2 separate regions of the Homo sapiens genome follow, and region 1 is linked to region 2. Evidence: read pairs that join two places in POLR2A ChIA-PET (ENCODE). Cell type or tissue: Panc1. All regions are shown on one strand.

Region 1 (8,000 bases), 230 kb before region 2:
CGCATTGCTCATGTGGGGTCTCCATCTGTGGCCCGCTCACCCTGTCCTGCCGCATCTCAGTCCACTGAGACTTGCACTTGTTGCTCTGTATTCACATGCCTTTCACATGAACTTGGGCAGCTCCCATTGGAAGCTGGTGTATCTGCCTCTCCTGCTCGAGTGCCAGTGCTGGCCCTTCAGCCCGCCGTTCTTTAATTAGAGCGAGTCAGAGGCTGGTTTCCCTTCGTCGCAATTCCTTCTGTAGTCAGAGGCTGCTCCTGCAAGCCTTCTCCAGGACAGCTGGAACTCATCTTAATGGCTCTGCTGTCTGCCTTTATCACAACCTAAGGGTGAAAAGTTCATTGCTGGAGAAGGTTGCAAAACCCCCTAGAATTGCCCTGACTTCTCACCACTGTAAGATCTCCGTCAGTTTCCCCACGTCAGGTTACATGTGTGGTTTTTCTCTTATCGGGAGGGATCCGAGAGTGGCCGGTTGAATTTTTGTTTTGGAACTTGGTAGTTTGTGTTGAAACCTAGATGCGGTGTAGGGGCTCCCAGCCCTCCTTTTGGCCCACCCAACTTCCACGTCTGTTTGGAGTTGAATTTGGTTCTGCAGAGGACTTGGGGGTAGGGGTTGGCCCTCAGGCCTGCCTTCCGCTGGAATTCACAGATACAGGGCCTTGGTCGCACCTGCAGCAGTCCTGGAGGTGGGGCTGGGCGTGTTGTGTTGAGGGTGGATCTGTGCTTTGTCACCAGGGTTCCTGTGGCTGAGAGTCCTTGAGGGGCGATCCCTAGGGGTGGGATTGGCACTGTTATGTGAGCACCATTTACAGGGTAGAAAAAGGAAGAGAAATATTGGGCAGACACCAAATGGTCCTCAGTGGATGCCCAGAGCACCAAAGTGATTAAACTCTGGTGAGCCAGGTGTCAAAATGGGGTGCTGTCTTAAAATACATCTCAGAGGGTAGGGACGGGGTGGTTGTCTTGCAGGCACTCTAAGTGGGAACGGCGTGTTTCTGCGAGCATGCCCGCCTGTGCATGGTGTCCCTACCACACTGAGCCTCTCATTTCCCTTTGTAGCAGAGACGTGGGAGGTGTGCACGGGTGGTCCCGCTGCTGCCCCAGGGAAGGAGGTCCGGGGAGCTGCAGCAGGCGCCATTCCAGCGGGCAGAGGGCCGGGGCGTTCTTTGCTCTGGATCTTGGCTGTTGGGAATTTGGAGGGTACCTTCCAGAGACAGATGGGCATCATTTGAGAGTGTGTTTGTACTCGCCTTCTCCTGGTGGTGCCGCCTGGACCACCCTCTCTCTTTTCTACTTTCTCTCATGTGATCTGCAGGTCGAAATGAGAAGGGGCAGCTGGGACATGGTGACACCAAGAGAGTAGAAGCCCCTAGACTCATCGAGGGTCTTAGCCACGAAGTGATTGTGTCTGCAGCATGTGGGCGGAACCACACCTTGGCCTTGACGGGTAAGGAGGTGGCTGCTGGTGTCTCCTCTCAGTTTGGCAAGAGGCCAGGTGGTCTGCCTTGGGGATGGGGCGTGGGGTGGTGGAGTTCCCCTTGTGACTCTTGGTCAGGATCAGAAAGAGGCCCTGAGAACCTTGGCATGGAGTGGCTTCTTGAGGGCATTGGGAGCCTCCCCAGTGGCCATAGGAGGCCCATCTGGGAGTAGGAGACGCTGCCCTCTGTTTCTCTGCACACCCAGTTTCTGATGTGAAATGGCTTTGCTGTGAAGCGTCTGCACTGCCAGCTTTTGGGCAGTCTCACTTGCCTTCTGCCTGGCAAATGAGCTGTTTTTATTATTTTGATGCCTTTGATTCTAAATCTAGTTCAAAACATTCACCATTATCTTCCCTTTTGTGATATTTTTCCTTTCTTCCAGAAACGGGCTCCGTGTTTGCGTTTGGGGAAAACAAGATGGGGCAGCTGGGCCTTGGCAACCAGACAGACGCTGTTCCCAGCCCCGCGCAGGTGACCCCTCCTCAGCTCCGGCTCCATGGCTTTTTGTTTCTCTTTACTTTTGTGTTTGATTTTCTAAGGTGGGGTCTCCGTTTGAGTTAATTTACCCCTTGTAAAAACAGGGTCTGGATGTTTAGTTACATGCTGTAGAGTTTTTTTGTTTGTTTTTTTGTTTTTTGTTTTTTTTTGAGAACGGAGTTTCACTCTTTTTGCCCAGGCTGGAGTGCAATGGCGCAATCTCGGCTCACTGCAACCTCCGCCTCCCGGGTTCAAGTGATTCCCCGGCCTCAGCCTCTGGAGTAGCTGGGATTACAGGCATGTGCCACCACACCTGGCTAATTTTGTATTTTTAGTAGAGACGGGGTTTCTCCATGTTGGTCAGGCTGGTCTGGAACTCCTGACCTCAGGTGATCCACCCACCTCGGCCTCCCAAAGTACTGGGATTACAGGTGTGAGCCACTGCACACAGCCTTGCTATAGTTTTTAAAACAGGCTTAGTTTGTGGTCGGGTTGAAAACCATCCTGAAAACATTTTGTTTCCAAATGGAGAAATCTGTTAGAAATGCCTTGTCGTAAGCCTGTTCTGTTCCAAAGAAAGTGAGTGATGTTATATGGATGTAATTGTACTTCCCCCAAATACTTTGTTTTGACCTTGTATAAAGTCACCAGCCAGATGCTTAGAATACAAATACGAGATAGGCAGTCTTTTTTTTTTGGAGGGGAGACAGAGTCTCGCTCTGTTGCCAGGCTAGAGTGCAGTGGCGCGATCTCAGCTCACTGCAACCTCTGCCTCCCGGATTCAAGCGATTCTCCTGCCTCAGCCTCCCGAGTAGCTGGGACTACAGGCATGCTCCACCACGCCTGGCTAATTTTTGTATTTTTAGTAGAGATGGGGTTTCACCATGTTGGCCAGGATGGTCTCCATCTCTTGACTTCCTGATCTGCCTGCCTCGGCCTCCCAAAGTGCTGGGTGTGAGCCACCGCGCCCAGGAGATAGGCAGTCTTTTTTTTTCTAAGAAACTTGAGTTGGAGGGGTGAGATTTATACCTTAAAAACAAACTACTACTAAAGGCAGAAGAATGCTAAGTGCCTAATTAGTGGTCTAGGTGATGAAGGAAGGGAGGGACTTGGTTTTATTGATCTTAAAGAGACAGTGGCTAGGCTTTGAACTGCTCTGTGCTGGGAGGGTGGGGGTCTGAGGGTGCTTCTTTACATATCTTCTAAGCTTTGTGTTCTAGAAATGCCTTCAGCTTTTGCCTTCAGAATTACTGAGTTTATTAAACTTCCGTTTGTAACCTAGTAATTGTTTCCCACCAACATGCAGAGAGGTAGAGGCTTTTTATCAGTCTTTAAAAAAAATGAAAGTCTCCTTTCTTGTCTTTTCAGATAATGTACAACGGCCAGCCAATTACCAAAATGGCCTGTGGGGCTGAATTCAGTATGATAATGGACTGCAAAGGAAACCTCTATTCCTTTGGGTGCCCTGAATATGGTCAGCTGGGTATGGAAGTACATTTTTTAAAAGCTCTGTAATCTAACTGTATATATTCAGAACTAGAGATCAGTGTGGGGCTGCACACACGTGTTAGAAATGTGGGTAATTGATCTCAGATAATAGCCTTTGTCCGTTAAGTGGATCTCACGTTCAGCAGAACAGCGCGTCCTCATTCACAGGATTATGGAGTATTGCAACACTGCCTCAATGGAAAAGTTGGGACTGGAGTCCTACAAAAGATTTCTTTTTTTCTGATTTGGGAATTCATTTATATAAAGGGATTTCAAAGTTAAAAAAAAATCAGACCACCTTCATTCAATTTCACATTTAAAGATTATGCCTTTATTGAAAATGAGAAAATTACGGAAAATGAACGTTGTTCTGGAAACCCTGGCCTGGGCGATTATTTCGGGTTGCCACGTGAGGAGCCCTGGTGGACCCCCTCCCCGTGCGTCATCCCTAGCCAGAATCTAGTTGTCCAGAAACTTGTTTCTTCGATCTCATTGGTGGAAAAGGAGAATTCAGGCATCAGTTCTCAGTTAGTGGGGGGAGTGTCTTCCGACCTGATGGTCTCCATTCTCCTTCCCATCGGACCCTAAGTGCGGTTCCCTGAAGTGCGCTTCCCGGTTGTGGCTCTGCCTCCACTCCAGCCCCTCTGGGGAGGCCTCCGCGAGGTGTGGCGCGGGCGCCCTCTGCTGGCCGCGCGCGCTCCTGCAGCCGCAGCGCCTGGCAGATGGAAAAGGTAAAAATAGCGCCGAGCCCGCTGGCCTTAGCCTCGGGGAACAGTGACTTTGTGAAACTAAATATACTTCAAGTCAGAAGTGAATAAGAGAGAACAGCCCCTTACGCACATTTCACATTTCGCGTTGGTTGCCGTGGTGGAGCCCGAGACAGTTGGAGAGCGGTTTCCATGGCCACAGCCCTGCTGCGGTGCCCAGCAGCGGTCCGCTTCCTGCCACGTGCGCGCTCCTGCTGCCTTGGCCTCCCCTCTGCACCCCGGCAAGTCGATTTTCCGTCAGGAAGCATGACATGCTGTTGGTGATAAAAACGGCTCACTTTCATGGAGCAGTGACTGTGTGTGCCAGGCACCATGTAAGCACTTTGTACAAATTCGCAGGTGCTCAGTTACACTCAACTTGCAGGTAGTTTGGAAATCGGCTTGATTTGTAGCTACAGAATCGCTTATTCTCAGCGTATTACTTGCTTTAAGGCAGGTGTTTGTTTCGTTGTCCAAATCCAGATAGATCACTTTTAGAATGAACCTAAATCCGACTATGGCCGTGTCTCATCCACACACACTCATGCCTTGTGCCCCCTTTTTTGCAGTGCACTGAACTGGGCTGGGCAACGCCAAGATAAGAAAGACGGAGTCTCCCTCTGTCACCCGGGATGGAGTGCAGTGGTGTGATCTCAGTTCACTGCAACCTCCACCTCCTTGGTTCAAGCAATTCTCCTGCCTCGGTCTCCCAAGTAGTTGGGACTACAGGCGCCCGCTGCCACACCCAGCTAACTTTTTTTTGTATTTTTAGTAGAGACGGGGTTTCACCATGTTGACCAGGCTGGTCTCAAACGCTTGATCTCAAGTGATCTACCCGCCTCGGCCTCCCAAAGTGTTGGGATTACAGGCATGAGCCACCGTGCCCAGCCATGCCATTTAACTTTATTTTAAAGAGCTGTCACCCCTCTAGAGGGACAGGGAAGCCCGCTGTTCGATGTTTTCTGGAGTAGCTTCTGTCCTGTACTTCTGGAGAAAGCAGATGTGTGCAGCTCTTTAAAGGAGGTGGAAAAAGCAGTCACCAAATGTGCCTCCTCTCCTGTCTGGGAGTTGTGTCTGTTCAGTATCCACTGTGTCGATAGCAAATAAAAGGACTCTAATCATTTGTTGACTGCCTTGCTGAAACCTTGTCCGGAAGAGTGCAAGTGTTTAAAAATACCATTTTTGTGAGAAAAGTAGCGACATATCCGGAAATGCATTCTATTTACTGTGATGCTCTTACATTCATCGTAGCCTAGAAGGTGGGGGAATTTCTTAGTGGGGACCCTCAGACTTTTATTGTTTTTTTTGATACGGAGTCTTGCTCTGTCACCAGGCTGGAGTGCAGTGGCGCGATCTCGGGTCACTGCACCCTCCGCCTCCCGGGTTCAAGCGATTCTCCTGCCTCAGCCTCCTGAGTAGCTGGGACTACAGGCGTGCGCCACCACACCTGGCTAATTTTTGTATTTTTGGTAGAGACGGGGTTTCACCATGTTGGCCAGGATGGTCTCAATCTCTTGACCTCGTGATCCGCCGACCTCAGCCTCCCAAAGTGCTGGGATTACAGGCGCGAGCCACCGCGCCCGGCCAAGACCCTCAGACTTTTAAACGGACAGATGTTCCACTGGAAGGGATTATGTCAACAGTAGAGAACTGCTGTCATAAGACAGTGATAGTGAGCAGAGATCATGCCACCGCACTCCAGCCTGGGCGACAGAGCGAGACTCTGTCTCAAAAAAAAAAAAAAAAAAATAGAACCTGCTTATGAGATGAGTGTTATAAGGCGCCCTGTAAACAAGCCCAGGAGTTTTATTGTGTGTAGCGTAGTTGTGATTCCAGGGTGCAGTTGCTCCTTGGTAACCTGGGGGATTGCTTCCAGTACCCCCTGTGGATACCAAGATCTTAAGATGCTCAAGTACCTTATATAAAATGGCATAGTATTTGCATGTAACCTGTACACTTAAAATCATCTCTAGATTACTTCAGTACCTAATGTGATGTAAATGTTATGTAAGTAGTTCTACTGTATGGTCTTACTTGTATTGTTTGTATTATCTTTTTTTTTTCCTTGTTTCCTCCTCCCCCCAGATATTTTTGGACCACTGTTGGTTGAACCTGTGGCCATGGAGGGCTGACTGTATTTAAATAGCACAGTGCTCAAAAACACACATACCAATAAGGGCTGAGGTGCACACCAGCGTGCCGTATGGAGGGGGATTAGCCACAAGCCGGGGGCTAGTTTACAAACTGATAACAACAAGTTTTTTTGTTTGTTTTTTTTTGGAGACAGAAACTTGTTCTGTCGCCCAGGCTGGAGTGCAGTGGCATGATCTCTGCTCACTGCAACCTCCACCTCCCAGGTTCAAGCGATTCTTCTGCCTCAGCCTTCCCAAGTAGCTGGACTATAGGCACCCACCACCACGCCCAGCTAATCTTTGTTTGTTTGTTTTTGTTTTTTAAAGTAGAGACAGGCCTTCACTGTGTTGGCCAGGCTGGTCTCAAACACCTCACTTCAGGTGATCCACCCACTTCGGCCTCCCAACGTGCTGGGATTCCAGGCGTGGCCCACCGTGCCCAACCAAACTGATGATCACAGTGTGGGAACAGGAGCAGTTTAAAACTATAAACTACTTAGCAGCCCTGCTGCTGCAGGTGGCTGCAGGAGCTTGGGTGTCTGGCGTGTTCTCAGGACTGGAGCAGCCGGGCTTCTGGTGTGTGGTGTGCTGAGCTGGGTCTTTGCGAACCAGTCCCTGGGTCATTCGGAGTGTGGGAATTGCAGGCTTTAGCCACCCGTAACCATACGTTTAGGTTACTGGTAATTCATAAAAACAGAGGCCTGGGATTGTGTATGGAGCTTTTCTGTCTATTCTTGGTCTTTTAGGGGCTCCTTGTGGTCCCTCCAGTGGGGTAGAGATCTTACTTGATAGACCATTCCTTGATCAGCAGCTTCAACTTTTTTGACTGCAACCCATTGTAAGAAATAAGTTTTCTTTTGCAACCCAATCTGAACGTATAATACCTTACCTGGAATTGTTGTAACATGGTGCCATTATTATGTGTAGAGTATTCTTTGTCATTCTGTTCTATTCGTTTTTAAAAAATAACTGGTCTTAGCTCACAAAATTGATTTCACTGACCCACTCACTGTGCTGTGCCTAAGATTGGAAATGCTGCCTTTGTTGACCAACGTGTGCTGGTCTAAGGCCCAGAAGGGCCAGATTGGGGTGCTGCCGGGGCTCACTACAGAGTCCGTGTGAGCACACTGACACGTCCCTTGTGCTTGTGCTGCTGCTGATGGCCGGCTCTGTGGTCTCTACAGGACACAACTCAGATGGGAAGTTCATCGCCCGGGCACAGCGGATAGAGTACGACTGTGAACTAGTTCCCCGGCGAGTGGCCATCTTCATTGAGAAGACGAAAGATGGACAGATTCTGCCTGTACCAAACGTGGTTGTACGAGACGTGGCCTGTGGCGCTAACCACACGGTGAGGCTCGGCTTTTCTCACTTCCTGAGAGTCGCACCAGGATGGAAGGGGTGTTTATGCTCAAGTTTCCTGACGCTTGGCTTTGGCTAGGAACTGATCCCAGGTAGACATCTGCTTGCTTCTTCAAGAGGGCTTTGCACCTTGGCCAAAGGGTCCTTGGTCCCAGGGCAGGGTTCCCTGTCACTGCCTCCTATGTTAACTTCTCCCGTGATTTAAATAGACACATCTTAAACACGTAGATGTTTTGCCGCCCTCACCTGCACCTTAAGGTAAGCACTTTCTGCTTTTGGCTTTTATCTAACATAACATCACAGACATCTTTCCAGGT
Region 2 (8,000 bases):
TAACTCACAATCCTTACATCTGACAAAGAGCTCGCATCCAGAATTTATAAGAACACCTACAAATAAATATGAAAAAGGCAGACCTCCTGATTTTTTTAACGAGCAAAAAAAATTCGCCGGGCTTGGTGGCTCACGTCTGTAATCTCAGCACTTTGGGAGGCCAAGGTGGGTGGATAACCTGAAGTCAGGAACTCAAGACTAGCCTGGCCAACATGGCAAAACCCCGTCTCTACTAAAAGTAAAACAATTAGCCAGGTGTGGTGGTGCACGCCTATAGTCCCAGGTACTCAGCAGGCTGAGGCAGGAGAATTGCTTGAACCTGGGAGGCAGAGGTTGCAGTGAGTCAAGATTGCGCCACTGCATCCCAGCCTAGGTGAGAAAGTGAGACTCTATTCCCCCAAAAAAGAAAAAAAAAATTGAACAGGCACTTCACTTAAAAACATAAAAGATACCAAGAGGCCAATAAACAGAGGAAAAGATGCTCAACTTCTTTAGTCACCAGGGAAATGCAAATGAAAACAAAAAGAAGACTCCACCACCAGGATAGCCAAGGTTAAAAAGCCTCACAATACCAAGTGTTGGCGATGTGGATGTGGAACAAATAGAACTCTCAGACACTCCCTGTGAGAATGGAAATTGGTAGGATCACATTGGAAAACTGTTGGCAGTATCTATTAGACTTGGAGCACAATACATACTTTCCCTGTGATATGTGTCCCCACCCAAATCTCACATCAAATTGTAATCCCCACGTGTCAAGGGAAGAACCTGGTGGGAGGTGATTGGATCATGGGGGTGGTTTCCCCCATGCTGTTCTCGTGATAGTGAGGGAGTTCTCATGAGATCTGATGGTTTAAAAGTGGCAGTTTCCCCTGTGCTGTCTCTCTCTCCTGCTGACTTGTGAAGAAGATGCTGACTTCTTCTTCCACCATGATTGCAAGTTTCTTGAGACCTCCACAGCCATGCAGAACTGTGAGTCAATTAAACCTCTTTCCTTCATAAATTACCCAGTCTCAAGTAGTTCTTTATAGCAATGCAAAAACAGACTAATACGCCTATGACCCAGCAATTCCACTCCTAGACACTGTAGAAGAATGAGACCATTTCCCACCAAAAGATATGTACAAGGACATTCATAGCAACTTTACTTTCAATAACCACAAATTGGAAATAACCCACATGTCCATCAATAGAGAGAGGGATACATACATTGTAGTATCTTCATTAAATGAAATACTATACAACAATGAAAAAGAACATATCACAGTTCCATGTGACAACAAGAATAAACCTCACAGACATATTGATGTGCAAGAGAATCCAGACACAAAAGACTAAATACTGCGTGATTCCATTTATATGAAGTTCAAGAACAGGCAAAGCTAACCTGTGGTGATAGAGATCAGAAAAGTAATTACATTTAGAGGAGGCAGCATTGACTAGCAGCAGGCATGAAGAAGCCTTCTGGGGTGTTGGAAATGTTCTGTATCTTGATCTGAGTGGTGATTACACTGCTGTAATTATATGTAAACATACATTGGGCTATACACTTAAAATTTATGTACTTTGTGTATAGGAACTTCAATAAGCAATTAAACATTTTTTTCCGTACAGTGAAAACACGCCCAAACCAGGATAGAAACCAGAAAAGCCATTGTCAGGTAACCACATGTACAACTGGTGGGGTTTAGAGTCAAAAACCTTCCAGAAACAGCATTCACTACAAGATTTTTATTTTATTTTATATTTTATGTTATTTATGAGATAAGGTCTGGCTCTATTGCCCAGGCTGGAGCTCAGTGGTACGATCTCGGCTCACTGCAACCTCTACCTCCTAGGCTCAAGCCATCCTTCCAACCTCAGCCTCCTGAGTAGCTGGGACTACAGATGTGCACTACCACACCTGGCTAATTTTTGTATTTTTAGTAGAGACAGGATTTCTGTATGTTGCCCGGGCTGGTCTTGAACTCGTGAGCTCAAGTTATCTACCTACCTCAGCCTCCCAAAGCGCTGTGATTACAGGCGTGAGCCACCAGGCGAGGCCTGCTACAAGATATGTAAAAGCCCAAATTTTAATTTACAGATAAAGCCAACCCATCGTCTTAATTTACCAGGCAGGAGGTTGTGATCTGGGGTCAATTTGAGCTTCTCAGGCTGTGATCTAGATCCACAAAGCCCCTGAGAAAACATGGCCCAGCTCCCTGCAGCAGCATCAATTTACCCAACAATTTGAGAGAAAAAAAAAGTATTTGAAAATGTTAAGACAAATCTGGCCGGGTCATGGCAGGGCCCCTGCTGGTCCATAAGGCACCTCTGTGCAAAGTGAGAAAAAGCATGCCCCTTCTTTGGGATAGATGCAGCCCCACTCAGGCACAAAGCTTGGCAAGAGGCGCTCGGATGGGAAGTCAGCCCCAACTCCTCCTCTGTATGCAGTGAACAACCTGCCCAAGCATTCGCAGCAGGCCTGTATTGCGGAGTGGAACTCAATTCACACGTGCACAGATATTAAGCAGGAAGCTTCAAGGAGATTCTCTGCTTGCAGCCAGCCTGTGCAGCTGCAACCTCTGGTTGCATGAATCTACTTGTGCCTTTACTGAGGTGTCAGTTTTGAAAAGTCTCATGTAAAGCGACCCTTTACATGAGGCTTTCAGAGGAATGGGCTTGCAAAGCCAGAGGAGAATAATAAAAGGCAAGGAGGAGGAATGATGCCGGAAGAAAGGATGGGGGTGGTTAGGAAGGCTCCCAGACAGGCCCCTGCCCTGCCCTCTGGGTTATCTGGACTCAGTGCTAACAATTAGGTGGAAGTGAGGGTTCTCTCTTCCCCACTCATGTGGGAGGGGCCTGTCTAATAACACAAGCTGGGTCACCAGCTTGGAAGCAGTACTGGGCCAGGATTCAGGATCCCTAGGTCCCCGTCCTAAGACCCTGGAGACCGGCTGTGCAACCTTCTGCCCTCTCTGCAAGGAGGGGCTTGGGTAGCTGATGCTCAGGGGCCTGTCCAGCTCTGACTCAGTGAGACCAGGTGAGGCTTACATCTCCTGAGGCCTCTCCCCTGCCTTCTCCCAAACAGCATCCCAGTGCCCCCAGCCTCCATGTCCCCCTACAGATCCCCCCAGGTAACCCATAGTGAGGCCAGCCAGGGTTGGGCGGAGTCTGAGAAGCAACCAGCTCCAACCTAGGCGTGAATCACCCAGCCTGCCCTGGCCCTCTGCCCTGGGAGCACGGGGTGCCAGCACAGCCTGGCACGGTGGGCACCTGGTTCTGAGCCACCTCTTTGCCTTAATACACGCTTCCTGCCCCACTTCCCCTCAGCCCACGTGCATCCTCCTTTCTCCCAGACACCCAGCACAGGCCGCCCAGGTGCTGGCTCTGAAGGAAGACAGTGGGGCCCACAGTCTGAAGAGGAGGCTCAGGTCATGCTCAGTGAGACCCCAGACTGAGCATGGAGACAAAATGCCTGTCCTTCAGGGGCCTCCTCGCTGATCGGGGAGGAACAGCCCCTGCGCTTGGAAGCTTCCAATCTGATGGGGAGGCATAGCCCTTGAACACACAGATCATCTAGTCTGATGGGGGAAACACAGCTCCCATGGTATAAGAATTAAGGAGTAGGCAATGCTCCCTCTCTCTTTTGAGAACCTTCTAATCTAATGGGGGAGACACAGCCCTGCCCTGGAGTCTTTTGATGGAGGAGCTCTCAGGACACTCTTCCTGCAGGTGGAAGGGACTCACTGCTACCTTCAAGACCCACCTCTTTCTGAGGGTGGAGACGAAGCTGCTGCTGTCCTCAGGGGTCCTGGTCTGATGGATGAGATGCAGCTCTGGTCCTCAGGAAGCCTCTGGTCTGATTCCTTGTCTGATGGGGGAGGCAGCACACCCAGCAGATGCAGCCAGCAGCCAAGTCACAAGGCCTCTTCTGCCCATGTGTGCAGAGCTCCCTCTGGGCATGTGGTTCTGGGCCAGGGTGGGAGGCCAGAGCTGAGATGAGAGGTCTGGGCTGGGGGATATGGGGAGGGTCACCCAGGGGCTGAGAGCCACTCTTCACCAGCTCGCTGCTCACTCCTGGCAAGGCACTGTCACACACTGCCGAGTGAGGCCAGCCAGGGATGGGCCTCCCTGTTTGACAGATAGGGAAACTGAGGCCCAGAAGGAGACGTGACAGGACCAAGGCCACATAGGAGGCAGGACTCATGCCCCAGTTTATCTCCAGAGGGTAAGCGGGAGGGAGATAGGCACCAAGACGAGGCAGATGACAGGGGGAGCTGGCCAGGAAGGCTCAGGCAATCGGGCACTCTCTGCTCCAGTGCCCCCGAGATGGCCTGTCCGGAGCTGGCCTTTCTCAATCCTGTTTGGAAAATGACTTTTATGTGAAGGAGACCGGCTGCCCCGCCAGGCGTTTATGAGCCTGGCTTATTGGTCTGGACTAGCGAGCCTGGGGCACAGCTTCTGCATGAGCCAAAGGAAACACTTGCCAAGGGGCAGCCCTGGCCAGTCCATAGCTTCTCTGAAAGTCAAGGCTGGGAGCAGGCTGGGAATCCCCAAAGGTCAGAGCCAGAAGGGACCCAGGGGATGAATTGGTCCAACCCTTGCCTTTTACAGATGGGAATGGTGAGGAACAGAGAAGGGTGGCGACCTGCCCAAGGTCACCAACACTGGCTCCCAATCCCTGGCCAGGGCTCTCTGCAGCACTGGAGCCACGTGGAGCAGCACTTCCCCTCCAGCTGTCCTTGTGGGGACAGGTCAGGATGTCGGATAGGTCTTCTGTATTCGGGTTTCTGGGGGGCTGCCCTTTGTTTTTGTTTTGTTTTGTTTTGTTTTGTTTTTTGAGATGGAGTCTCTGGCTCCAGTCACCAACCAAGTCCCAAGGCCTCCCAGGCTGGAGTGCAGTGGCATGATCTCAGCTCACTGCAAACTCCACCTCCCGGGTTCAAGCGATTCTTGTGCCTCAGCCTTCCAAGTAGCTGGAATTACAGGCACCCACCACCACGCCTGGCTAATTTTTGTATTGTTAGTAGAGATGGGATTTCACCACGTTGTCTAGGCTGGTCTCGAACTCCTGACCTCAGGTGATCTGTCCGCTTCGGCCTCCCAAAGTGCTGGGATTACAGATGTGAGCCACGGTGCCTGGCCTAGGGGGCTGCCCTTTGTGGGGCTGTCCTCCTGGCTCTGTATCCGCCCCTATGGCATCCTTTGAGGAGGCTAACCCAGGACCTGGCCATGGCATCTGGCCCAGAGCTCTACACTTAAAATGTATGCACTCTGTAGAGGTTTGTACCACCCCTCCTCCCTGTCCCCACCCCCACCAGCCACCAGGATCCCCAAGCAGGGGAAAGGGCTCTGCTGAGACAGCTAAGCTGCTCCCACTAGGGAAGGAGTGGAACTTACTGTTTATGGGCCACCAACCCTGTGCCAGCCCAGAGCAGAGCACTTGAACATAACATTACCTCATTCAAGTCTTAACGGTTGTGAGACCAGGCATCTTTATGAGGAAAAAAAGGAGATTCCAGATGTTGAGACACTTTGCCCGAGGTCACGCAGCACCACGTGGGAACCTGGGATGCCAGCCTGGCTCGGTCTGCTTCCAAAGCGCACGCTTGATTTCCCCACTGTGTTAGCAGCCTCCAGAAGGGCCTCAGGCGATGCCCGCCTCCTCCAGGGAGCGCCCAGAGCATCCTGTCACCTCAACCCCTGACTTGCAGGGGCTAGGCTCTGTCCATGGTTCAGAGCTGGCTGTGCCCTCAGTTGTAGCCCCGGCTGTGGGGCTCCCTGAACTCCCTGGGGAGAAGTGATGGGACAGGCATAGGCAGACCTGGCCTTGGGACACATTCAAGCCCATTGAGATCCCCAGGCCCACTCAGGCCTGCATGGGGGGCCCAAGGGCTCAGCTAAAGAGGATTCATGGGCCAGACTCTAGTTTCACAGTTCAAGGCTGGGATGGGAGTTCTGAGGCTTGGGCTCCAGCTGAACTCTGCCATGGCCTGCTGTGTGACCTTGGGCATCTTGCTGGACCTTTCTGAGCCTTCATTGCTAGGAGCTGGTCACTGACATCCTGTGATACGTGGGTCTACATGTGCCTGGTTAGATCCAAAGGTTCAGGCAGAACCTTTGCTCAGCAGGAGGGGCAGAGGAGGGGAAGAGAGCTGGACCGGGACTGGGTATGACCTACTGGGCTGGGCCTCTCCAGTGGGACTTTGCTGATGGCATTCTTCACTGGTTGCCACATCAGCAACTCTACCAGAGTGGAGGGTGGCCTGGTGGTCCCTCTTGCAGAAAGTCATGGCAAGCCTTGAAGATTATGGGTGCAGGACTGAGGGCTGGGCCACTGATTCCGCTTGTTTTATGGTTATAGAATGATTTGGGTTCTCCATTTCTTGTGTTACAGCTCAGTGACGCACTGGAGGCTGGCTCTGGAGAGCAGATAATGCACATCTCTTCCCAACACCACACTCAGGGATGTCACACTGGCCATGGTGGGAGTATTTACACCATGGAAACTGGTTAGCACTACACGAAAGGGGCTTTTATGTGTGCGGCATTAGGTTGGTTGGTTTGGAAAGCCAATTGTTAAATATTTATCAGAACACCACACGGGTTGTGTGGATAAGTTAGATTTTCCAAGAAACTTGTCATTTTTATCTAAATTTCCACATTTCTTGGCATATACATTCTTTTAATTTAAATTTAAGTTGCTTCCTCAGTGCAGTAGGCAGCATGTCAGTCTCATAAATTTAATTTTAGCAACTAAAGGAAAAACGCATAAATTGGACTTCATCGAAATTTAAAACTTTGGGCCAGGCACGGTGGCTCACGCCTGTAATCCCAGCACTTTGTGGGGCTGAGGCAGGAGGATCATGAGGTCAGGAGATCGAGACCATCCCGGCTAACACTGTGAAACCCTGTCTCTACTAAAAATACAAATAATTAGCCGGGAGTGGTGGCAGGTGCCTGTAGTCCCAGCTACTCAGGAGGCTGAGGCAGGGGAATGGCATGATCCTGGGAGGCGGAGCTTGCAGTGAGCCGAAATCGTGCCACTGCACTCCAGCCTGGGCAACAGAGCGAGACCCCGTCTCAAAAATAAATAAATAAATAAATAAAATTTAAAATTTTGATGCTTCAAAGGACAATATCAAGAAAGCGAAAAGACCATCCCCAGTGGGGAGAAGATATTTGCAAATTGTGAATGCAATAAGGCTCTAGTGTCCAGAATATGTAAAGAATGCTTATCACTCAACAATGAAAAGATTACAAAGTGGACAAAGAATTTGGGTAGATAGTTCTCCAAAGAAGATATACAAATGGCCAATAAGCCCATGAAAGATACTCCATACCATTAGTCAGTAGGGAAATGAAAATCAAAACTGCAATGAGATACTACCTCACACTCACTAGAATGACTATAATCAAAAAGGCAGACCACAACAAGTGTTGACAAGGAGTTGAAGAAGCTGGAAGCCTCATACACTGCTGGTTGGAATGTAAATGGTGCAGCCACTTTGGGAAACGCCGGTGCAGCTGCAGCGCTGTGATAGATTGACAGCCCTTCTACCTCTGGGGAGGAGGGGAATGTGACAGGAAGGGGCTGCTGGCCTGGGGCTCCTTCAGGGAGGATGCAGACACTTTTCTGGAGGCCTGGGCTCTGTGTGTTTGCAGGTACAAGCTTGGCTCCCCAAAATATTGCAGGAGATGGGTGTCCCCTCTCTTGGGGTCCCCCAAGGGCTAGTAGGTCTGAGATGGTACCAGTCTCCTCCAGAAACAGAGGTGGCTTCTTCCGTTTCCTGTGGTGGCTTCTCTCCGTTTCCTGAGTGTAACACAAGGTTACGCTCTTGTGTGCCTGTCTTGTTAAGTTCCTTTATTTAAGACTTCTCTTTTTCCCATTGAACCTTGCCAAAAGTTCATCCATTTAATTAATCTTTTCCAAGAACCAACTTTTGGATTTTTGTTTTAGTCCTATTTTTTTCACCAATTCCCACTTTTACATTTATCTTTCCTTTTGGGGGGTTAAT

What was found. Peaks named below come from ENCODE experiments on the same cell type or tissue, not always from the same donor. Only the 100,000 strongest peaks of a DNase experiment are listed, where the experiment ranks them.
Region 1: POLR2A ChIA-PET joins it to region 2 with 6 read pairs; 2 of 35 experiments call an interaction of 5 or more read pairs at or near these places.

Annotation. Positions count from the first base shown.
Region 1 is chr1:17,416,152-17,424,151 of GRCh38, reverse strand. It overlaps RCC2 (regulator of chromosome condensation 2), which reads left to right. Exons shown (of 13, transcript NM_018715.4): 5 at 1,316-1,447; 6 at 1,861-1,949; 7 at 3,324-3,438; 8 at 7,506-7,672. Among named protein-coding and RNA genes, the nearest start is that of RCC2, 20 kb to the left of the region's middle. RefSeq lists enhancers at 1,347-2,101, 3,831-4,365, 6,305-7,175. In Panc1, a CTCF peak has its summit at 4,130 (motif pointing left); no DNase peak of the experiment used is centred here.
Region 2 is chr1:17,181,663-17,189,662 of GRCh38, reverse strand. No RefSeq gene overlaps it. Among named protein-coding and RNA genes, the nearest start is that of LINC02783, 4.1 kb to the left of the region's middle. In Panc1, no CTCF peak of the experiment used is centred here; no DNase peak of the experiment used is centred here; H3K27ac peaks cover 7,728 bases.